Linked DNA regions of Homo sapiens: region 1 is linked to region 2. A link is an interaction called in ENCODE POLR2A ChIA-PET data of the cell type or tissue named here. Cell type or tissue: MCF 10A. All regions are shown on one strand. Each heading gives the region's core, and the rest is flanking DNA. Links, peaks and the distances in the headings are about the cores only.

Region 1 (8,000 bases), core at 1-8,000, 98 kb after region 2:
GGAGACATGGGAACAAGATGGAAGGAGAGTGGGGAAAGAGAAGAGAAGTAGTCTAATGTGGGCAGGTGGGGAGCAGGAGAGTCTAGGGAGAGAAAGAGGAGTAGGCACCCTTGCCAGCTCCTGCAGAGTTTACCCTCAAGGCCGGAAGGAACCCTGATGCCAGGGGAATGGGCCTTGCCTCTGAGATTGCACATCCTTCCCTCTGTCTCTCCTGGGGCAGCGGTCAGTCCGGAGGCTGGGGGAAAGCTCTGTAATCCTCCAGGGGCTAGCGGCCATCAGGGCTCACACTCTGGTGAGCTTGTGGATAAGGGGTAGGATTAAGGGATCAGAGAAGGATTTGGCTTCTTTTGGTGTCAAGTCCTTAGGGAAGTGGAGATCAGAGGGTGACTCTGATAGGAAGGGAAGTGCCCTGGCTGGGCATCAAGAGACTTTTCTGGCCCTTTCCCTGCCAACACTTTGCTGTGTGACCTTGGGTAAGTCGCTTGCTCTCTCTGAGCTCCAGTCATCACCTCAGTAGAACTGATGCTTGAACCAGAGGAATCGAGGGGACCTTTGCGGCTTTGAAATCTCCAGTTCTAAGCCCCAAACCTCAACCCTCATGAAACCCACTCAGGGTCCCCACTGTGCTTCCACACTCCACCTCTGCCTGGTTCAGATGAGGGGTGAGAGACATTGCTCCTCCACCCCACGTGGGTCTAAGAAACTCGGGAGGAGAAAGTAATCGTGAAACGCCGCACGGGGGAGGGGTGAGAAGGGCCGAGAAACGCGGAGGTGGTGTGAACGAATGGAACAGCAGCCGCTGTGTCACTGAGTATTACATCACACCCAGCCTACACACGCACGGGGCCCGGCGCTCACACACACGCGGAGGACAGCCAGCACGCACCGACGCAGCACCGACGCAGCGCCAGGAGGGGCCGGGGACACTCACGGTGGGGCCCAAAAGCGAGGAGCAGCACACTGGGAGTGTGGATCTTCCACCCCGCACCTGTGTGCTCCCCCCTCTGGAGGAGGAACACCAGGGCAGCTGGGATGCCAGCGCCACACTCGGGGCCTGTCAGTCCCATGCGTGCACACCTGGCTGAGCAGCACTGCATTTGGTGAGCACCTGGCTCACGCCACTACCCAAAATCACAGATACATACACACATTCACGCACACGGCAACCTCAGGAGCGTGACACAACACACACAAAACCACCACTAAGCAAGTGCAATTTGCAGCCTTGGAGACCCCACACTCAAAATCACCAACCCCTCAGTCTCTCCCAGGGTCTCTGAACCCCAAGGAGCCCCAGGATGTCAGAGTGCAGAAACAAGTCTTCCTCCCCTCTGCCTTCAAAAGCCTAGGACGTTGCTTGAAGCAGAAGGTGTTCAGTCACTGTGTGCCCAGGGAATGACTGCCTGGCTTTGGGGGTGCAGGCTCCCTTTTTCCCCAGGCAAAACTGCCAGAAGAAAATCCCAGGAGTCACCTGGAAATCATAAGAAAGTGTAGAGGTCAAGCTAGTTCCGGCCTAGAACTTTATCAGCTATAGTGACGGCAAAGGCCAGGGATGATGGGAGGCCCTGCACCCCTATTAAAATATGAGTACAGACACCTGCACTCCACTCTCTAGCCCCCAGGCTCTCTGGGCCTGCTTTTCCATCAGTATCATAATAAGGATGGATCATATCCAACCTTCAAAAGTTACTTTGGGGGAAAAAAAAAAAAAAGCTTTGGCTGGATGCGGTAGCTTATGCCTGAAATCCCAACACTTTGGGAGGCCAAGGTGGGAGGATTGTTTGAGGCCAGGAGTTTGAGACCAGACTGAGCAACATAGCAAGACCCCATGCCTACAATTTTTTTTTTTTTTTTTTTTTTTTTTTTGATACAGAGTCTCGCTGTGTCACCCAGGCTGGAGTGCAGTGGTGCGATCTCGGCTCACTGCAAGCTCCGCCTCCCAGGTTCACACCATTATCGTGTCTCAGCCTCCCAAGTAGCTGGGACTACAGGCGCCCGCCACCATGCCCGGCTAAATTTTTTTTTTGTATTTTTAGTAGAGACGGGGTTTCACCGTGTTAGCCAGGATGGTCTCGATCTCCTGACCTCGTGATCCACCCGCCTCAGACTCCCAAAGTGCTGGGATTACAGGCGTGAGCCACCGCGCCCGGCCAAAAATTTTTAAAAAATTAGCTGGGTGCAGTGGCACGGGCCTGTGGTCCCAGCTCCTCAGGAAGCTGAGGCAGGAGGATTGCTTGAGCCCAAGTGATCCAAGCTGCAATAAGCTGTGATCGTACCACTGCACTCCAGCCTGGGCGATGGAGCAAGACCCTGTCTCCAAAAGAAAAAAAGAAAGAAGTTTTTAAGTAACTGCGAATGAGGAGAGCCTGGGGTGTAAAATGCAGATTCCCAGGCTGTCCCCCCAGGAATTCTGCATAGTTCCTAGGACTGGCTGGTGGCCTCACTTAGAGACCCGACCCTTAAGGCCCCTCCCGGCACAAAGAGGCTCTGACTCTGCAAGGGCGAAAAGTACAGGAAAGTAAGGGCACTGGGCACCAGTGGGCTGGCAAGACCAGACCCCAGAGTGAGTCCATTTCACACGGGCCTCAGATCTCCAAAGGGTCCCAAGTTACTTCCAGTCATTCTCCAATGGGGTGACTTTGCCCCCCAGGGGACATTTGGCAATGTCTGGAGACATTTTGGTTGTCACAACTGGAGGCAGGGTGCTGCTGGCATCTAGTGGGTAGAAGACAGAGATGCTGCTAAATGCCTTATATAGGGCTGCCCCCACAACGAGGAACTATCCGGCCCAACTGTCAATACTGAGGCAGAGAAACCCTGACGTTAGTCTTTTGACATTAATCTCTAGACAAGGTCAAACATGCAATAGTGAAAACAGGAATGAAGAGATGATCATTCTTCAACCAATTTGCAGTGCTTTCTACAATGGCCTTTTGGCATTATTTTTTAATATATGAGAAGCCTCAGAAAGTGGAAGTGGCCAGGCCACTTGAGGCTATAACGTTGTCCCCTGAGCCCCCAGACATGGGAGCACCAGGGCTCTAGGCCTTTATTTTTATTTTCTATTTTTTCCCCTGAAACAGGGTCTTGTTGTGTTGCCCAGGCTGGAGTGCAAGGGTGTGATCGTTGCTCACTACAGCCTCAAACTCCTGGGTTCAAGCGATCCTCCTGCCTCAGCCTCCCAAGTAGTTGGGACTACAGGCACATGCCACCATGCCTGGCTAATTTTTTTTTTTTTCTTGTAAAGACAGGGATCTCCCTATGTTGCCCAGGATAGTCTCAAACTCCTGGCCTCAAGCAATCCTCCTGCCTTGGCCTCCCAAAGTGCTGGGATTACAGGTGTGAGCCACCATATTCAGCCGGGTCTAGGCCTTTTACCAAGTTGGGGGGCTGGCCCCCAGCTGGCACTCCTGCCCTGGAAGCCCACCTAGTAAGTTCTGCTTCCCCTCCCCACAGCTCCCGCCTCGGCCTGCCTCCTGCTGATGCTCCTGGCCCTGCCCCTGGCGGCCCCCAGCTGCCCCATGCTCTGCACCTGCTACTCATCCCCGCCCACCGTGAGCTGCCAGGCCAACAACTTCTCCTCTGTGCCGCTGTCCCTGCCACCCAGCACTCAGCGACTCTTCCTGCAGAACAACCTCATCCGCACGCTGCGGCCAGGCACCTTTGGGTCCAACCTGCTCACCCTGTGGCTCTTCTCCAACAACCTCTCCACCATCTACCCGGGCACTTTCCGCCACTTGCAAGCCCTGGAGGAGCTGGACCTCGGTGACAACCGGCACCTGCGCTCGCTGGAGCCCGACACCTTCCAGGGCCTGGAGCGGCTGCAGTCGCTGCATTTGTACCGCTGCCAGCTCAGCAGCCTGCCCGGCAACATCTTCCGAGGCCTGGTCAGCCTGCAGTACCTCTACCTCCAGGAGAACAGCCTGCTCCACCTACAGGTGAGCCTGCCCTGCCCCCACCCTCAGCCCCTTTCTGGTTTCCTCTCTCTGTGGGCCCCTCTGCTCCCCGACCCTGGCGTGCGTCCCTCCTCTCTCCCCAGGCCACCCTTCCTGCCTCAGCATCTCCATTTCTCTCTGTCTATGTCTCTTTTCTCTCTTACATTCTCCAGGGGCTTTACTTTTTCCCTTCTGCCTCTCTACCTGTTTAGGTCCCTTGCTGTTCCTCTCTCTCTCTCTCCCTCTAACTCCACAACCTTCACCTCTCTGCCTCTGCCTGTCTGTCTGTCTATCCCTTTCCATCCATCACTGCCTCTCTCACTAACTTGCCTCCCCCATCTGTCTTCTGCCTCTTCTGTCTGTCTCCCTTCACACACCCACTCCGCATACACCCCCATGTCTGTCTGCGTGTGTGTATCTGTCTCTTTCTGTGATCTCACGTGTTTGCCTTCAGGGCACTCTGCCTTCCCCCAGGGTCCCCTGCCCAAAGGCCTTTGCAGCTGTTTTTCTCACCCACCCTCAAGTCTGCCCACATCACGGTGAAGTAGAGAGAGAAGGCAGAGCCACAGCCACTGGCATCCCACAGAAAGTTGCGCTTCTCTCCAATTCACTGGGCAATGGGACGGGAGAAGCCCACACCCCTTCTAGATTCCCATTTTCCAAACCTGTCATCTCAATGCAGGGGAAGAAAGAAAAGGGTAAATCTCTGTTATGCAGCTGGAGAATGGATGCTCTGAAAATGGAAGGAATACCAGTAATTGTTATTCATTGTTATTATTATTGATCTAATTATTGTTTATTGTTGTTATGCTGACTGTTTGACACGCAAATCATCCCACTCCATTTCCCCAGGAAGCAATAACACACCCTCCAAACCACCCTGAGAGAAAATCTTCCCTTGGCTACAGAGCCTCCGGCTGGAAGGGGGTGAAAATATCCAAATTCTGCCCTCTCCCTACTTGAACCTGGAACGTGCTTCCTCTGCCTCATCCAGGGCTAGTGCCTAACTAGTTATCAATCTGCTAGTTGGAAAATCAGGTCAGTGCTGATGATGCTAATGATAATAACAATAGCCATAACAACCTAACAAACATACTGAGCACCCACTACGAGCTAGATGCTAAGAATACAGTAGTGAACAGAACAGACCAAACCCCCTGCCTTCACAGAGATACCATTCCCATGAGGAGGGAAAGAAGTAAAATGCACGGTATATTGGAAAAATATGTCTTATATTATTCTTATTGTTGCCTAAATAGTGACAGTAATAGCAGTAGCCGCCACCACTTAGTGGGTACACAGGGTCAGCCACAGTGCCAAGCACTTTATAGGTATCCACTCTGCCATTTACAAGCGTGTGACATTTTTTTTTTTTACCTCCTCAGACCTCAGTTTTCTCATCTGTACAATGGGGTAGCAAGAGCACCCATCTCCTAGGGATTTTGAAAGCATTAAATGCATGAATAATTTGTAAAGCACTTAGAATAGTGCTTGGCATACGGTAAGTGCTATATAAATGCTTGTTAAAATACTATTTTAAAAAAAGAAACGAGCCTTATTTAACATTGGTTTCAGTGAAGTGGCCCAACTTGGACTCCATCCTGAAGATGTGGGTCAACTTCAAGGATTATACTAAGGTCATGAGTGAGTCCCAGAAATTGCACCTCACAGTTTATGAAGTGCACTCAGCCACCTCATCTCATTTCTACAGCCCAGTTGGGAGATTATTTTCACCTCCTTGTTAACAATGGAGAAGCTGAGGCTGGGGGCCCTGAAGACCCTATAGAGATATAGTCACCTCCAATCATAAATCTTTTCAACCATTGTCGGTGTGACCGGAGGCTTATGTCTTCTCACCATCATGTTGAGCCTCACAACAACCTGGTGATAGGGACAGTTAGGGGCACTAGGGACATGGAATGAATGTTCCTGAGGCCACACACCCAGGAAGAGCTGGCGCTTGAACCTCATGGTCTGGCTACAAGGGGACAGTACTCTGGAGTACAATTGAGCAGGCTCATTTTTGAAAGCACACAGTTTGGACTCAGCAAGACCTAGGTTCAAATCCTGGCTCCTATATATATGACTTTGGACAAATTACTTAACCTCTCTCAGTCTCCATTTCCTCATCTCTAAAATGGCAATCAGGATAGTACTTAATAATAATCTTTTTTTTTTGAGACGACGTCCCACTCTATCGCCCAGGCTGGAGTGCAGTAGTGCGATCTCGGCTCACTGCAACCTCTGCCTCCCAGGCTCAAGTGATTTTCCTGCCTCAGCCTCCTGAGTAACTAAGATTACAGGCATGTGTCACTACACCCAGCTATTTTTTGTATTTTTAGTAGAGACGGGTTTCACCATGTTGGCCAGGCTGGTCTTGAACTCCTGACCTCAGGTGATCCACTCACCTCGGCCTCCCAAAGTGCTGGGATTACAGGTGTGAGCCACCATGCCCAGCCAATAATAATCCTTATTTAAGAAGTTTTGTAAGGATTAAAATGTAAGGCATTTAGCACAAGGATTAAAATGTAAGGCATTTAGCACATATGGGCACTATAATAATAATTACTACTACTACTACTACTAATACTGAGATCAAATACTACTACAAATTGATCATGCATTTAATGCTTTCAAAATCTCCTTATCAATATATATTAGTTATTTAGGAGGAATTTGGAGTCAGAGGGCCTGAGCTTGAATCCCCGATCTACTATTTTCTGACTTATTTAACTTTAAGCAGGTTGCTAACCCTCTCTGAACCTCACTTACTTTATCTGCAAACTGGGAATAATGAAAATAATACCTTCCACCAAGAATGGCTGTAAATAGGAAACGAGTTAGTGTATAGAAAGCCCATAGTTCAGGCCTGGTGTGGTGGCCCATGTCTGCAATCCCAGCACTTCGGGAGGCCAAGGTGGGTGGATCACTTGAAGTCAGGAGTTCGAGACCAGCCTGGCCAATATGGTGAAACCCTGTCTCTACTAAAAATACAAAAATTAGGCAGGCGGGGTGGCAGGTGTCTGTAATCCCAGCCACTAGGGAGGCTAAGGCAGGAGAATCACTTGAACCTGGGAGGTGGAGGTTGCAGTGAGCTGAGATCGTGCTACTATACTCCAGCCTGGGTGACAGAGCAAGACTCTGTCTCAAAAAAGGAAAAAAAAAAAAAAGCCCATAGTTCAGTGCTGAAGAAATCATGTTATTATGACCCCATCCTCCATTGACTCTCAGGCCAACAACAGCAATCAGGACCTGAGGTCAGCAAAGGCTTGGGCAGAGGGGACCTCAGGTGGACATTGGGGTCTTCTGAAATGGGAAGTGTTTGTTCTCTACGCCCCTGGCATGAATGGTACCAGGCATCATGGGAAGGAAGCAACTTCACACCTGGCCTTTTATAGAGGAGATGGAAAACACAGCCTCTGCCTGTGAACTGCCTGGTAGGGCTGGGCTGGGAGATGCCACAGGCAGGTGAGGAAACATGGGCTGGGGTGAGATCCGCAGGGTGCAGGTGTGACCCAAGATGGAGCCAGGCCTGCCCCAAAGGGGAGCTTTGGAGGAAACTCCACCAGAGGACCACAGCTTTTCAGAATGGGGAAGGGCCAGGCACTGTGCCAGGTGAGTTCATTCATCAACAGATATTTACTGAGTATCTACCACATGCCAGGCAATGTTCCAGGTGCCAGGGATTCAGGAGAGAACAGAAACAGTGGCCCTGTTCTCCCAGAGCATATTCCCTACTCAAGTGTAGCCAGATGATAAAGACACTTGTTTTCTTTCTTTTTTTTTTTTGAGACGAAGTCTCGCTCTCTTGCTCAGGCTGGAGTGCAGTGGCACGATCTCGGCTCACTGCAACCTCTGCCTCCCAGGTTCAAGCGATTCTCCTGCCTCAGCCTCCCAAGTAGCTGGGATTACAGGCATGTGCTACCATGCCTGGCTAATTTTTGTATTTTTAGTAGAGACGGGGTTTCACCATGTCGGCCAGGCTGGTCTTGAACTCCTGACCACAGGTGATCTGCCCACCTTGGCCTCCCAAAGTGTTGGATTACAGGTGTGAGCCACCGCACC
Region 2 (16,889 bases), core at 3,619-11,618:
ATGAGGAGGCTACAGGGTCCTTCTGTCCTGACACTGCATGGCCCCCCAGGCTTCCTGTTCTGCTCCCAGCCAGTGACTCTGGGTATGGAGACCCACCTAGCAAATGCAAAAAGATGCACCAGCTGGAGAACGAAATTAGTTATGACCCAACAGAAATCAAGCAACAAAAGAACAGTGTAGAATGCTGGCTAAGAGTGTGGGTCCGACAGCTGGACTGCCTGGGTTCGAATCCCAGCTTCACTCACTGTTGGTTTTGTGACCTTAGACAAGTTGCTTCACCTCTCTGATCTTGATTCCTCAGCTGTGACATGGGAATAGCAACAGTACTTAAATGCAATGGGGTGGTTGTGAGCATTAAATGAGCTAATAAGCATAAGCACTTAGCACAGTGTCGGGTCACAGAGGAGTACTCAGTAGATGTTGGCTGTTATTATTACTAATATCATTATCTACAGGAGCCAGGAGAGTGTAATGATTAAAGTAAATGTAGATATTGTTTCATTTTATCTTTATGCTAGGATAAGGGATGTGTTTTAAGCACGGACTATATATGGACACTCTCTCAACTCATCCTCCTCAGAGCTCTTTTTCCTCCAATTTTTCAGTTGAAGTAAAAAGCTCAGAGAAGTCGAATGACCTTCCCAAGATCAAGAAGCTAATTCACAACAGCCATAGCACCACACCCAGATCCCCTAGGGCCTCCTTAGAGGGTTTACTCCTGGGATATAGCATCATGGGACTGTGCCCTCTGTCTAATCCTGAGTAACTCCCCAACTTCAGCTCTTTCTTTGTCCCTTGGCAAATTACATCTCTCAGCCATGAAATTCTGAGAGTTTGCAACAGTCAGGGTTAGCATTGCTAGTTGCTATAACAAACAAACCCCTCATTTCAGTGGCTTAATGTGAAGGTTGATTTCTTACCTATGGCACAGTGCACTGTGGGCCAGTGGGGGTGGGGAGCGCCATGCAGTCATTCAGGGATCTAGGCTCCTGCCATCTTGACTCAGTCTCTCTAGAGCCTCAGAGTCCTCTCCTGACTCCTGAGCAACTGGCCATCAGGTGAGGAAAGGGAAGACATAGAAGGTACACTGCTCTAAACTACCTCAGTCCAGAGGTAACAAACCTCACGGCCATTCATATTTCATCAGCAAAAACTAGTCATGGGGCCCCAGCTAAATGCAGGGGACTGGGAAATGTGGTCTAATCATCTGCAAAGAGAGGAGATAACCAGACCCTGGTGACCAATGAGCTGTCTCTGTCACAGGGGTGGGCAGATTCTGTGATCCCCATCGGCCACAGGAGAGTGCAGAAGCTGGGACTTCTGGGTTACCCCCTCTGTCTGCAGCCTGGGCCCACACTCCCTGAGCTCTGTTCCTCCTCCCTCCACCCGGGAAGAGAACCAGTCCCTGCCAACCCTCCTCAGAGGGTGGGTGGTTGGTGAGATAATGATCTTACCATGCTTATTGCCTCTTGGAAGGCAGGTGCTGGAGAAAAACCAAGTCCGCTTTGATTTTTCTCCCTGTTCCCTTCACATTCCTTCCCAGGATAAATTTAGCCAGCCCTCACTTTGAACGGCAGTGCCCAGGATACGACTTTTTGTTCTCCAAGTTGATGTCACTGTCAGAGCCGTTTTCATGGTTGCAGCCTTTGGCCAGCAGTAAAGATTTCCGGATGACAGGCCCAGCCTCTGCCCTGCCCCAAACCTCTGTGATCCACCCTCTCACCCCTGCCCACTACCCATGGGCATGAGGAACCACATCTCTGAGACAAGGGCCTTAAATTCTCCAGTGATGTGAGACAGGACACAGTATTTAGAAGGCTTTGATATCTTGCACAAGGGCTGCGTTATCCTTAACAGCCTCCAAGAGCTCAGAGGCAGGATGGTTCAAGGGGTATGAGCATGAACTTTGGAGGCATCGGTATGGATTAGAATCCCAGCTCTGGCAAGTTATCTTCTCACCTGTCTCCTCATCTGTACAATGACTCAACAACAGTATAGTCTTCATGAGATTAGTGGAGATGCTTATATTAAGGAACTTCCTATATTGTTGGTGCTCTATAAACAGTGGGCATGGAGACAGTGATGGTCTATAAGGACCTCCTGGAGCCTTCTGCCCATTCCAGATACTTCTTTTGCAGACTTCTTTAAAATATCCCGAGAGTCCTCCTTGGAGAATTATGTTCTTAGGCCCTGTCATCTTTATAGAAATGACGCCCTCTCTTGTGTCCATCCTATTATCCTCCTTTTGCTGCACCTTGAATTCATTCTGTTTTGCCTTGGTTGTGAGGCTGTCTTCCTCCACCACCTAGACTTGAACTTAGCATCATTTTAAAGCTGGTTTAGCCCCTCCCCTCTTTCCTTGACCTCCAAGCCCTCTTCCGGATAAGTGGTTGCACTTCTTTCTGCTGCCTTCCAAGGTCCACTCTCATTCTTACTCTGGGTCTTACTCTTTCTTGGGATCCCCTTGCCTCCCCTGCCCCTCCCTCAGCTGCACAGCCCACAAGGAAACACCTTCCCAGGTCAGGCTGCCCTGGAAACCTTTTTTTCACTGAGTCGTTCTCAGCCTTACTCGAGCAACAGGTACATCACTCAGGCACACCAGCTCTGCTTGTGCCCACGCATAGGCAGAGACAGAAAATGTGTCACCCATTCTCCAGTGCTCCCTCCTGACCCAGATAAAGCTCTCTAGGACTGAGCTTGCTCCTCTGTAAAGTGGGAGTGGTCAGGGTAGGTAACCTGAGGGGAAACAGTGGGTGGTCTCACAGGGGTGACTGAATAAAGAGACTATACACAAAGGTGCATTCCAGGTAAAGGGAAGGGAACTAACCAGGCCAGTGAAGGGCCTCTGTGCTGGCAGTGAGGCCAAGCTGCTACCGCCTAGGCTGGCGGGAGTGAGGGGAGGAGCAATTCCCAGAACCTGAACAAAAGCTGAGGCTGCCCAGCCACCTCAGTGCCCTGGCCTCTCTTTTTCCCTGCCCTCTGATCTCCTCTCAGCGCCTTCCATTGGCTGAACCCACCTGGAAACGGAGGCCAAAGCGGTCTTTGCAGATCAGGCTCTCAGGGCCCAGAGCTGGGCACAGAAGGGACAGAGAATGGCTGTGGAGGAGCAGACAGAATCTCTAACACAAGAATCTCAATGGTGTTCGCATTTACCCTGTCTCACCAACAGACCTTCTAGCAGGGCATGAGCACACCTGTGCTTATAGACATGGAAATGGACACCCTGAAGGCTAAGGAACACCAGAGGCCACATTAACAAGTGGGGGAGCCAGGATTTAGATTCATTTCTGCCTAATTCCAGAATGCCCCACTGCCAGATGGCAGCCAGAGCAGATAGTGGCATACGTTCTCCTTCCCCATCACAAGTTATCTTCCTCCCATGCCTGTAATCCCTCAATGACTGATTCACTGGGGCTGAGCATTTCCTTCTCTCTGTTGTACAGGTTCAAATGCAAATATCCCTGTCAGGAGCATCACGTCAATCACTGAACACTTTCAGGGAATCAGTTTCTCAGGCCCCTGGTGGGAGAGGCCTGGGAATCTGTGGGGACTGGAGACACTGAGAGGGAACAATGTGGACCCCACACGGCTAAGGAGTTTTCTGGGCCCTTTCACTCCTGTGATTTCACTTAATCCTCACCACTTTCCAAAGTTACTGGCATCAGGAACCCATTTTACAGCTGTAGGACAGTAGCCCAAAGAGATGACACTTTCCTAATGTTAGAGTTTGGCCCGTGATGAGCAGAGCCACGCAGCAGGAAGTGCACTGGCTTTAGAAGCTGAAAGACTGATGCGATTTGAATCCCAAATCCAGCACTTCACTAACTGCGAAACCACAGGCAAATCTCCTCCCCACCATAGGCATCTACAAAATGGGGGTCTGAACACTCACGTCTCTGTGTTGAACACTAACCCCTGTTTGTGGTGAGAATGAAATGGGATCATTTTCCTGAGTCCCCGGCATGGTTCATGGCACCCAGAAGCCAAGGCAGAGAAGGTGCAGGGGTCAAAATCTTGGACTTGGGCAAATCTAGTGCTGAGCTCACCAGCTGGTGAACTCAGCACCAGCTCTGGGTAACCCCAGACAAGTCTCCTTACCCTCTCAGAACCTCATTTGAAAAACAGAGCAATCACATGCCTATCTATAATTGTCCGCTTTCCGTTGCTTCTACAAAATACCTGAATCTGGGTAATTGACAAAGAAAAGGAATTTATTTCTTCATGTATAGAGGCTGAGAAGTCCAAGGCTGTGGAGCCAGACGCATCTGGTGAGTCTTCCTACTGGTGGGGACTGCAGTCTCGGGCGCAGGGTGTCACATGGAGAGGGGGCTGGGTGTGCTAACGTGCTAGCTCAGATCTCTCTTCCTCTTCTTACAAACCCACCAGTTCCCCTCCCATGATAGCCCATTAATCCATTAATCCATGAATGGATTAATCCATCCATGAGGGCAGAGCCCGCAGGGTCCAATCGCCTCTTAAAGGCCCCACCTGTCAATACTGCCACATTGGGGATGAAGTTTCGACATGAGTTTTGGATGAGGACATTCAAACCATAGCACTATCCCAAAGGTTTGTTGCAAGGGTGAAATGAGACGAATAGTCTGAAAGCACCTTTCAAAACTGCTCTATAAATGTAAACAACAACAATGGGTTTCCTGAGTGCTTAATGTATTCCAGGCACTGTCTACACCCCTGACGTGTGTGGTTTCACTCAATGCTCATGGCAGCCTTATGAAGCAGGACTTTTGTATAGTATTCCCACCCACAAATGAGGAAATTGAGTCTCAGAGATGTTAAGTAACTGGCCCAACGTTGCACAGTCAGTAAGCGGCAGAGCCAGGCTTTGAGCCCAAATAAGCAGAGTGAGCTGGGCTCTGGGAGACCCAGACAAATGGAACTGAAGAAGCTTGGAGTCTAGCAGTGGCTCAAACTTTCTAGCACATCAGAATCACTGATGGAAATTATTTAAAAGGCAAGTTCTGGCCGGACGCGGTGGCTCACCCCTATAATCCCAGCACTTTTGGAGGCCGAGGCGGGTGGATCACTTGAGGTCAGGAGTTCGAGACCAGACTGGCCAACATGGTGAAACCCTGTCTCTACTAAAAATACAAAAATTAGCCAGGGATGGTGGCGCGTGCCTGTAATCCCAGCTACTCGGGAAGCTGAGGCAGGAGAATCACTTGAACCCAGAAGGCAGAGGTTTCAGTGAGCCAAGATCGCACCACTGCACTGCAATGTGGGCGACAGAATGAGACTCTGTCTCAAAAATATAAAAATAAATAAAAGGCAAGTTCTTGGGCTGCACCCACAGAGATGCTGATTCTGTGGGTTCAGGGTGGAGCTCAGGAATCTGCTTTTATAACAAGCCCCCAAGATGATGCTTGTGTGAGGGGTCAGCTAACCACACAGGGAGGAGCGTGGCAGTTGTCTCAGCAAACCGTAAGTAAGGGTTGCTCAGTGAGCCAAGACACAGGGCTCTGGAGGACCCAGAAGGTTCAGGCAGGAGAGACAGGATCCCACAGAGGGACCCATCTCTGCCTCTGACCTCCAGGTTTGCCAAGTACTACAAAATGGAAAATGGCAGTGAGTACCGCACCCTCCTGAAGGCTTTTGGCATCCGCTTCGACGTGCTGGTATACGGGAATGTGAGTCCATGGGCCAGGCAGATGGGGTGGACAGGGGAGGCAGCCCAGACCACCTCTCGGGTTCTGAAAAAGCTCCTCTGGGGGGCAGGGGTCTGCTGCTGGCCAGCTTTGACACCCTCAGTGGGTCACTCTCCCATCAATTCACCTGTCCCGTGAAGGGGAGGGATCTGCTGATCCACCAAGAACCCTTCTGGCGCCACGTGCAGCCTCGGGCCTCACCCCCATCCCATGGGCCCTCTGCCCACTTGCCTTGGTCTTTGTGCACACAGGCTGGCAAGTTCAACATCATCCCCACCATCATCAGCTCTGTGGCGGCCTTTACTTCTGTGGGAGTGGTGAGTTCAGCCCCTCCACGCTCTGACGGGCCAGTCAGAGTGGGGCCCGGACTGGTACCAGCAGGCAGGGGAGTGACGGCGGCAAAACTCTGCCTCTGCCTGGAATGTAAAACCCCTACCCCCACTTGCTAGGTGCTTCAGTCTCCTTGGCCACCACCCTGCTGCGTCAGCCCTGGCTGGAACGTCTCCAGTCATGGAGAGCTCATTACCTCCGGAAGCAGCCTTCCCGTTTTCAGGAGACTCCACCTGTTATAGAGTTCCCGTTTCTCACCGTATAGCTGGGGGAGGAGGCTCTGGGTTTCTGCAGACCTGAGATGCCTTAATGAGGAACAGAGCCCACGTGGCATGGTGGGCACATAGCCTGCCTTCAGGGACTTCCACCCTTCCACCCCACGCAGTCCTCTCTCTGTGCAGCTGTGGTCTGGGTCACCCCTAGGAGCTGGGAAGGCAGCCCTGAAACATCCTGCAAAGTCCCTGGGCATTTTTCTAAGAGGGAACATCATTCAGTCCTCCCTGGAGGACTGGTCCCCACCCTGGCCTGCAATCTGCTAACATGCTAGCTCGGATCTCTCTTCCTCATCTTATAAAGCCACCAGCTCCCCTCCCATGATAGCCCATTAATCCATTAATCCATGCATCCATGAACGGATTAATCCATCCATGAGGGCAGAGCCCGCAGGGTCCAATCACCTCTTAAAGGCCCCACTTGTCAATACTGCCACGCTGGGGATTAAGTTTCAGCACGAGTTTGGATGAGGACATTCAAACCATAGCACTATCCCAAAAGTTTGTTGCAAGGGTGAAATGTCCTGCCCACTGTTTAGGCAGCTTGGGGGTGCTGCCCGAGCCCAGCACTTCCTGCCACCCTGATCCCACCCAACCCAGGGCACCCCTCGGAGCCCGCCCTGCCTCTCCTCCTCCAGGGAACTGTTCTCTGTGACATCATCCTGCTCAACTTCCTCAAGGGGGCCGACCAGTACAAAGCCAAGAAGTTTGAGGAGGTGAGTTGGGGAAGGGGCACCCTTGGATAAAAGGGAGAGGGGGCAGGGCAGGCAGGGGCAGGGACTCTCAGTGGCTCCCCTTCTGAGGCCTTCTGAAGGGGGGTTCACCAGGCCTCAATGAATATTTGGGGTCCAGACAAGGGAAGGCTTGGCCAAGACTGGGCTCTGCAGAGAATCTTGGGGGTTCTGTGGGTCATCTCTGTCATGGTCCCCACCCCGTCACCTCCCCTCTCCATTTCTGGGGCAGGACTAGGGGAGGCCATGGGATGAATGGGGTTTCTGTTTGCCCTCGGGGTACATGGGAGGGGCCTTGGGATCACACAGATGTCCTGGCTCCCCTCATGACTAGGTCATGGGCGCCCACTGCTGAGTCTGTCAAATGGGGTCACAAAAGAGGACATTGCCCATAGTCAGAACTTGACAACACCAGCTCTTTCGCCTGCAGGTGAATGAGACTACGCTGAAAATCGCGGCTTTGACCAACCCAGTGTACCCCAGCGACCAGACCACAGCGGAGAAGCAGTCCACCGATTCGGGGGCCTTCTCCATAGGCCACTAGGGCCTCTTTCCAGGGCCCCACACTCACAAAGGCTCCAGGCCTCCCCACAGAGGACCCTGCCTGAGCAAGGGGCATGGGAGGGAAGAGGGGCTCTCATTTCTGCTGCTCATTCCATGAGCATAGCTGGGACCCAAGTGTCTGGGCCTCCGACTGCTCCAGCAGACAGGCAGTGCTCCCTGCTGAGACCCCAATCTCACCTTCACTCCTTGCCTGGCCCCATCTGCTTCCTAGGACCCCTGGGGCAGGAGCACCTGAGCCATCCCCTTCCCAAAGAGTAGAGATTATAATGTAGGACAGATGGCCACAAGGGCCTACCAAGTGCCAGGCACTTTCACACACGTTATCTCATTTAATCCTTAGAATAATCCTATGAGGTAGATATTAGTTTCCCTTGTTTTGAAGATAAACCAAGGCTCAGAGAGACTGAGTCATTTGCCCCAGGCCAGATAGCCAGGATGTGAGAGAGCTGGGATTTGAACGTCCGTCTGACTAACTCCATCGCCCACACCCCATGAGAGAAGAATGAACTCCCAGGGTCCATCAGCCCTGCTGCTTCAGCCGCCTCCACCCTGACGGTGATTCGGTTAATAAAGAGTAAGCCCCATGCCTTTCCCAGCAACAAAGTTTGCATTTTAGGGAGACTGGTTAGACAGTGGTGAGGGACCCCATCTCTGACTTGGGTGCATCCCAAATTTAGAAGGAAACAGAAGGCATGGCTGTCAGTGAATTTTTCCTCATCACTCCCCATAGCTCTCTCCCCAAACCAGGGAAGGGGTCATTCTTGTTCTTCTCTGGGACCCCACACCCACACACATCTGGGCCCCCTCACTCTGGGGATTTGATTCCCGGACCTGGGATCCTGTCGTAGGCTGGGACCCTGTTCCAGGAGTTCAGCAGTCCTCATTTACAACAACAGTGAAAATGCTCCAGTAAGGCCTGGTGCCTTGTGAGCTGCTCAGCTGGGTTGGCCAGGCCTGTCCCCATAGGGTCTTAATAAGGTGCCCCATTTTCTAAGGTTAGAAGCTAAAGGGGCCTTTTAAACCATCTTATCTAACCCTCTTGCTTACAGATGAGCAAACTGAGGCCAGAAAGGGAAAATGACTGGTTCAGTGCCACAGTTCATGGCCAAAAAGGAACCCACATGTCCTGGCCCTTCAGGGAAGGAGGCAAGAACAGGAAGCTGGATCCATTGACCCAGACATCCTCTATCCCCTTTCTGTCCTCTCCTACAGTGAGAGGCCCAGAAATTGCCCCAGGGCAGGGCTCTGGGGCAGAACCAGGTTTTGTGAATCCTAAGCATATACAATTTGGGGGCATCTCTTTAGAAAGAATACAAAATTAGGTATTAGAAGGGGCTCATGCAAGTGAATGAGCCTAAAGAATGTTTCAATAGCTTCATGATAAATCTGCATCTGGCAGTCAGAGTGGGCATGATCATGAGGTCTTAGCTGCACCAGCTCAACTGTAGATGGAGGGCGGCCCCTCAACACACGGCACAGGAAGTGGGGAAGGGACAGCTTCAGGAGTAGTTCAGGAGGCTCAAATGGTGGGTACTTGCAAAGGCCTTGCCCAATGACCCCCCGCTCCAGGGGGAGAAGGGGTAAGACCCACCCCACATAAAGCTCAACACCCCTTCCCTCACTCTGCCCTAACCCACAGCCCCATGCCCAGGATGGTGGGGCATATCTCCCCAGGGTCAGCCTTGGGAATTGGGCAGTGCCTGGAGATCTGACCAGACTATGCTTCTCCAGCAGAGACATCAGTGAAGGCAGCACCACATTCTCCACCTGGGACTCCCCCAGGCATCCCTGGGGAATTCAGCTCTTGGGAGGCTGGGGTCACAGGGATTCTCTCTAATGGGGAGATGGAGGCAGTGGTGTCCTGAAGGGACCCTCCCCCCCAACCCCTCCCTTTTACCCAGATGGAGGTGGTCCTCCTGTAGGTGCCTCCGCCCCTCTGGAGCCGGCCAGCAAGTGTGTGTGAGCCTGAGGTTGTCCTCCGCATATCTGAACTAAGTTACCACTTCTGTGTGCTAGATGTAGGGTTAATATCAGTAGTGATAAAAACAGCTACCTTGTCTCTGTTGCATTATGGTTTACTCAGCACAATCACCAACATAATCACATGGACCCTCACACCAACGCTGGTGAGTCCGCTATGGTTTGTCATTAATCCTATTTGATAGAAAAAGAAATTTACAGTACGTGGAAATGAGATCTGGAACCTATGCCCATTCCTAACACTACATTGCCTCTTTAATCATTCAACATAAAAGCCAACACTGATTACTTACTATTGGCAGGCAATGGACCAAATGAGTGACAGGGATTGTCTAACTCAACCCCCACTTTACAGAAGAAGAAACAGATGCATACTAAAATAAAGAAACTGAAATAGAAGAACTGGGATTTGAACCTAGAACTTAATGACTCTGGAGTCTGAGATCACGACTTCTATGCTCTATCTGGGGAAAATCCAGAAACTTGTTAGTACCTTTTTTTCCTATGTGTGTTCGTTCAGGTAATACAGGTTTTGCTGCAGTGACAAGTAAAATCGCAAGGTTTAATACAGCAAAGTAGGTCAGACAGCCCCCTCCATCTGGTAGCTGTGCCATCTGAGACACTTGGACTCCCAGGTCACTGTCACAGGGAAAGTGAAAACTGGAGGATCACAGGGGGTAATCTGAAGATCAGGCCTGGAGTGGGCTTACTTCACCTCCAGCCACTTTCCATTGGCAGGATTCAGCAGCGTGCTACAGAGCCCAGCTTTACTGTAAGGATACTGGGAAAGTCCTAGTCCTCTTGGGTGTCTAGGAAGAGAAAATAGTGAGCACGGCCCTGGCTCTGCTTCGTTATCTCCATTTTAATAGCTTCTCTTCTCCCCCTCCCACCCCACTCCCACCATTTCCACTGACAATTCCACACATCCTTCCCTTCTGTGTTCCTTCTCACAAAACCTTGTTCTCAGCAAGCTGCCAATCAGCCTTCCAGGGGTATTAATAGATAACATTCTGGGGAATTTCTTCTCTCAAGAGTATTTCCTTTTTAATCAGGGGTTATTCAAGACTGGAAGGCCTTAATCAGCCAAAGGAATGAAAATATAAGAATTGACGTTGAGGCCTAATGCTAGATCGTGCTGGAGATTTGAGGGACATCTTATCTACCCTGGTCTGCCTCAAGTAAGCTTCAGTCTGGAGGAGTCTTAGCCCCTCTTCTTTCCCCTCCCTACCTCTACCCCTGGTTTTGACTGGCAGGATGTTGGGCTACTGGATTTGGCTAAAGTTCGTTCTCCATCAGGGAGATAAGTAGAGGTTATACAAAGGGCTTGGCATTCAGCTGAAATCCCAATCCCCAGACCACGTGCACAGAACTTCCTTTATCGCCTGTCCTTCCCACCCCCACAGACAGACAACACTGTTCTTCTAGAAGCATAGCATCAAAAGTGGGCTTATTCTAAAGCATGACTCTCCAATAGGAAAAAAAGAAAAAGAATGGGCTTATTCATATAAAAAAGAAAAGCTCAGTATCACTGATCATTAGAGAAATGCAAATCAAAACTACGACGAGATACCATCTCACCAGTCAGAATGGCTATTACTAAAAAGTCAAAAAATAACAGATGCTGGTGAGGTTGTGGAGAAAGGGGAACACGTGCTCCCTTGGTGGGGGCGTAAATTAGTTCAGCCATTGTGGAAAGCAGCATGGCGATTCCTCAAAGAGCTAAGAACAGAACTACCACTGGACCCAGCAATCCCATTACTGGGTGTATCCTCAGAGGAACATAAATCATTGTACCATGAAGACACAGGCACGAGAATGTTTATTGCAGCATTATTCACAATAGCAAAGACATGGAATAAGCCTAAATGCCCATCAATGACAAATTAGAAAAAGAAAATGTGGTACATATACACTGTGGAATACGATGCAGTCATAAAAAGAACAAGATCATGTCTTTTTTGGGAACATGGGTGGAGCTAGAGACCATTATCCTTAGCAAACTAAAGCAGAAACAGAAAACCAAATACTTCATGTTTTCACTTATAAGTAGGAGCTAAAGGATGAGAACTCATGAACACAAAGAAAGGAACAACAGACACTGGGGTCTCCTTGAGGGTGAAGGGTAGGCGGAGGGGGAAGAGCAGAAAAATATTGGGTAGGCCAGGAGCAGTGGCTCACGCCTGTAATCCCAGCACTTTGGGAGGCCAGGGTGGGCGGATCACGAGGTCAGGAGATCGAGACCATCCTGTGAAACCCCATCTCTACTAAAAATACAAAAAATTAGCCGGGTGTGGTGGCGGGTGCCTGTAGTCTCAGCTACTCGGGAGGCTGAGGCAGGAGAATGGCGTGAACCAGGTAGGCGGAGCTTGCAGTGAGCCGAGATTGTGCGACTGCACTCCAGCCTGGGCGACAGAGTGAGACTCTGTCTCAAAAAAAAAAAAAAAAAAAAAAAAAAAAAAAAAAAAATTGGGTAGTAGGCTTAGTACCTGGGTGATGAAATAATCTGAACAACAAATAAACCGCCGTGACATGAGTTTACCTGTGTAACAAACCTGCACATGTACCCATGAACCTAAAATAAAAGTTAAAAAAAAAAAAAAAGAAGGGACTATTGTAGTGTGTAGTGTGTGGATCTGTGTGGGGCCCTAATCCCAGGTAGCTCCCCTTCCATGCCCTTTGGGAGAAGGACCACTTGACATGCTGTGATTAGGAGCTGCCTGACCCAATTTCCATCCATGGCAGTTGGACAGACCCCTCTACTGAGGACAGGCCTTTTCATGTAGAGACAGTCCCTGGGGCCCAGCATGGGTAAAGTCCCTGGCAATGACAGCACCCATTCTCCTGCTGCCAGAGGCCTGCCCATGTTGAAGGGCCTCATCTCTCTGCTTTCTCCATCACCCACTTTCCCCAGGGCTCTCTGATCCTGTCCCCTCAACTTTAGCACCCTTAGAAACACAGCACATCTGGGAAAAGTTCTTTTCGCTCCTGAAACCACATCCCATCAGATGCTGGTACAGATATACACAAACACACAAACATAGTCCTGTATGCAGTTATGCTCAGACACACACTGAGACATATACCCACCCACATACATACCAGTCAAAGACACAGAGGAAGACACATATGCATACACAGAGAGATTTGGGAACATAAGGCTGCAAAGCTATGGAGACATATGCATTCACAGGTGTACGCAGACAGACATATCCATAAATACACAGAGATATATAAACATATGCATACTCAACATGCAAATTCATACTGACTCACAGATTTATGCACATTTACATATACAAATTCACACATATACAGGTATACACATGTACACAAACACTGACACATGTACACACCAAGATATATACGCACACATGTACATGTGCACACACAGAAATACTTTTGTATTCTCCCTGGGCCCCATGTGGAAACACACTCCCAAGAAGTCTGTCTCTCCCCACTGCCTCCACCCCCTACAATCCAGGGCTCTCTACCGTCTTGATACCCAGTCTCAGTTCTGAGTTTCCTACTTCATCAACTCTACATCCTTCCTGGAGCCCAGTACCTCATCTGTGACAAAGTTAATAGCAACAACAATAATGTCTCTCAATGTCCCCAGGGTCTGAGAAAGTGGGGGACGGAGAGACACAGAGGCCTGGGGCTGCAGAACTGGGAATGGGAACTACCAGACACCCTGGCTTTGTGCCCAGGGCCCTGCTGGGGAGAAGTCGCTCCCTCCTAAGGATGTGGCCCCTCTACAGAGGTAGGCCAGGAGGAAGGAAGGGGAGGACCACCACCCTCCTGGGAATGGATGGGGAACATGCCTCAGAGGAGGCTGGGGACTCACAGAGGTGGCTGGAAATAAAATTGGGGGCCATTACCAGAAGCCAGAAAGGCATAGGGCCAGAGGAGCAGTCTGCCCCAAGACAAGACTGCTTTCTCCCCACTTCCTCGTGTTGTCCCCTAGGTGGGACCTCAGTGTTCCACACCAACTCTTAAAACAGCTCCATCACCTTTATTTTGGAAAGCCACCCCACCCTGCACCGCATACTGAATCCAAACAAAGCAAGAGGACCAGCAAAGCACCCCACACCAACTGAGCTCCCATCCCCCACTCCCCCAGTCCTTACCCATACTCCCAACCCCTCCCTCCATCACACCCAACCCTACTCCCATCCCCACCACCATCTCCACCACTTCTACTCCCACCCCCCACTCCCCAATCCTTACCCATACTCCCAACCCCTCACCTCTATCACACCCATCCCTACTCCCATCCCCCATCTCCCACCCCTAACCCTAATCCCAACCCCTCACCTGCACCACACCCATCCCTACTTCCATCCCCCCATCTCCCACCCCCACCCCTACTCCTAACCCCTCACGTCCCCACTCCCACCCCTACTCCCATCCCCCCACCTCCCACCCCTACCCCTACTTCCAACCCCTCACCTGCACCACACCATCCCTAAACCCATCCCCCCACCCCTACTCCCATCCCCCCACCTCCCACTCCCACCCCTACTCCCAAACCATCTCCACCACCTCTACTCCCACCACCCACACCCCTGTCCCCATCCTCCCAACCCTACCCCACGCCCGGGGAGGCCTTCCGGCCGCCCCAGGTCCCGCTCTGCCGCCCAGCGCCGCCGCCAGCCCCCACCGGGCCGCCCTACTCGGCCATGGCTCACTTTCCCGAGAGTGAATGCTTCCAGGATTTTTCCGAACTGGAGTAATCCCCAAAGTGAGCAATAAAGAAACGAGAGTCAGGAAATGCTGTGGGAAGTCTGGATTTATGAGCAGGAGAGGTTGGGGGACGGGAGGGAGCTGCTGGCAGGGTCTCCGTGCCGCTGGCTTAGAAGGAGCAGACGAAGGGCAGTTGCTTGTCGCATTGAGCTCGTCGCCAATAACCTCCTAGCAGCACAGAGCACAGTGAAGTCCACCGCCCTGCGGGGTCTGGCCTGGGCTTCACCTCTTTCCCTCCTCAGGGGCCCCCTATGTCCCCATCTATGGCCATCGTCATCTGCCAGCTGTGTGCTTGCCCCACATCCCTACTGGCTCACATTTGCTGAGCTCTTACTGCTAGCTAGGCTGTGTGCTAACTGCATTAGATGGACTTAGGTGGACTATTGCATTTAATCCTTACCATGACTCCAAGAGGTGGGTGCTGTCATCATCCCCATTTCACAGATGAGGAAACGGGGGCTTAGTAGAGATAAACAACGTGCCTGTATCTCAGTTGGCAAGTGGCAGCACTGGGATGTGAACTGCAGCAGTCTTGCTCTAGCACATATGGTCTCAGCCACTATACTAAACTCACATCTGGCACCCATGCTGCTGCCCATGTCTGCTGTTGGAGGTGGGCATCTTGTCTCTCAGCCATCCCTAATTCCCCCATCCTTCCTTTTCTCTCATCCACGCCTTATATCCACTTCCGCTACTCTCATTGGTCATACCTGTTGTTCGAATTTATTGCCCTCATATCAAAGGAGGCAAAGAATTTTCCCACACACACACCATCCAGCCCACCCCCCTGTCTCCAGAACTCCTATCACCTGGTTTTGCTTTGAGGATTCCCTATGTCTCAGCCCTCCTTACACACAGGACTTTTGTTCTTCAGTCAGCGGGAGGGTCTGAGTTTGGGGAGGTGTGTTCAGGCAGCTCAAAGGGGTAGTATTAAGAATCCACTTTACTATCCCTTCTCCCTGCCCTGGTGCCCTTCCCCCTCACCTTTGGTGCATAGGGCCACACAGGAGCCTTGCCCATTCCCAGGTTGCCCTGGGGACCAGTAAGCAAAATTCCAGTGGCTCCCATCAGTCCAGCAAAACCGCTTCCACAGGAACTAGAGAAGTGACAGGCTAGGTCAGAGGGCAGAAGTTCAGATCCAGGACCTCATGGAATACCCCCTGTTGACTTCTCTCACTGCCTACCTGGCCAGGAGCCAGACACCCTAGAGAGCCATTCCTAAGAGTTTCCAGGCAATGACAGGAAGAGCAACCATCTCTCTCAGCCATCACACAGAGCAGGCTTCTCAAACTTTACTGTGCGTACGTTATCTCCTGGGGATCTTGTTAAAATGGAGGTTCTGATTCAAGAGGTCTGTGGTGGGGTCCAAGATTCTGCAGTTCTAACAAGCTCCCAGGGGATGGTGGTACTGCTGATCTATGGACCATACTGCTGATCTATGGACCGTACCAAATATAATGCCACTTATTCACCCACAATTCCAGAACCACCCTGAGAGAAGAAGGTCCCCATTTCAGGGATTGAAAAAAAACAGAGGCTCCAAGAAACCTATTTAACTAGCTTTCTAAGTGACTAAGCTGGGCCTGGACTCTGTCTCATGACTCCAGTGGTATGCTGGTAAATGTTTATACCAGCTCTTGGGGTGGGTGGGAGGATGGGGAGTAGAAAGGAGCCCTGATGTGTAGCAATTGCCTATTTCCTTTGTGTAAATACTCCCACCATGGCTGATGTCAAGCTGCAAGCATGTAGTCACTGAGCATGGAGTTGGTAAGAGATGTGCACCATCAGTTCTCCTGAGCCAGTACAAGCCATCTCCAGCACATCATTGCCTGCCACATTAAGGAAACCTTAGCTGCTGGCCTGAGGCTTGGCACCATCAGATGCTACTTTAACACATTCAGAAAGAACTTACTGCACCCAAGATTTGGCCCCTGACTTACCCAGCCCCTGAGGTTGCCTCCAATCCAGACCTGGGCTTGGTTGACTGTGCTAGTGCAGCACTGAATGCGATAGTTGAAGTTGAAGTCATGGATAGAGACAAGGTTGCCTCCGTAGCATCTGCTGCAGACATTCTGCAGACGGAAACAAAGTAGAGAATTCCCTCTCATTTATTTCAAGTTTCTGAGTCTCCAGGCAAGAGCCCGGCATCCCTTTTCAGGTTAAAAATAAACCTACTTGCCTCCCTTAATCCTATCTTTTGCTTCTTAATTAGCTGTCAGGACAATCCTACAGGAAATGATAATACTCATAATAATTATAACCACCGCTTATTGAGAGTTTATTACAGCCCAGTGACTATTCCAAACACTTTTCATGTATTATCTCATTTAATGCTCACCACAACTCTAAGAAGTTGGTGCTATATATCTTCGTTTTACAAATGAAGGTGCTAAAGCTTTGAAAGGCAAAGCAACTTGCCCAGGTAACACAGCTAATAAAAGGCAGAACCAGAATTTAACACAGGCGTTTCTAACACCAAAGCCTTTTGTTTAAATCGGTGGTTCTCCCCAGACCAACAATATCATCATCACCTGGGGATTTGTTGTAAATGCAAATTCTCAGGCTTCACCTCAGCCCTCCTAAATCAGAAGTCGTGCAGGTGAGGC

The links. Peaks named below come from ENCODE experiments on the same cell type or tissue, not always from the same donor. Only the 100,000 strongest peaks of a DNase experiment are listed, where the experiment ranks them.
Region 1: POLR2A ChIA-PET joins it to region 2 with 6 read pairs; 5 of 35 experiments call an interaction of 5 or more read pairs at or near these places.

Annotation. Positions count from the first base shown.
Region 1 is chr11:57,464,153-57,472,152 of GRCh38, forward strand. RTN4RL2 (reticulon 4 receptor like 2) reads left to right here. Exons shown (of 3, transcript NM_178570.3): 2 at 3,457-3,938. Among named protein-coding and RNA genes, the nearest start is that of RTN4RL2, 7.6 kb to the left of the region's middle. RefSeq lists enhancers at 1-220, 270-865 and a silencer at 4,250-4,699. In MCF 10A, for the core only: no CTCF peak of the experiment used is centred there; no DNase peak of the experiment used is centred there.
Region 2 is chr11:57,362,458-57,379,346 of GRCh38, forward strand. It overlaps P2RX3 (purinergic receptor P2X 3), which reads left to right. Exons shown (of 12, transcript NM_002559.5): 9 at 5,552-5,645; 10 at 5,915-5,980; 11 at 6,904-6,981; 12 at 7,427-9,939. The coding sequence ends at 7,540. PRG3 (proteoglycan 3, pro eosinophil major basic protein 2) reads right to left here. Exons shown (of 6, transcript NM_006093.4): 4 at 16,224-16,355; 5 at 15,268-15,379; 6 at 14,312-14,451. The coding sequence ends at 14,393. Among named protein-coding and RNA genes, the nearest start is that of PRG3, 10 kb to the right of the region's middle. RefSeq lists enhancers at 2,442-2,943, 7,016-8,215, 16,882-16,889. In MCF 10A, for the core only: no CTCF peak of the experiment used is centred there; DNase peaks (open chromatin) are centred at 6,164 and 8,004.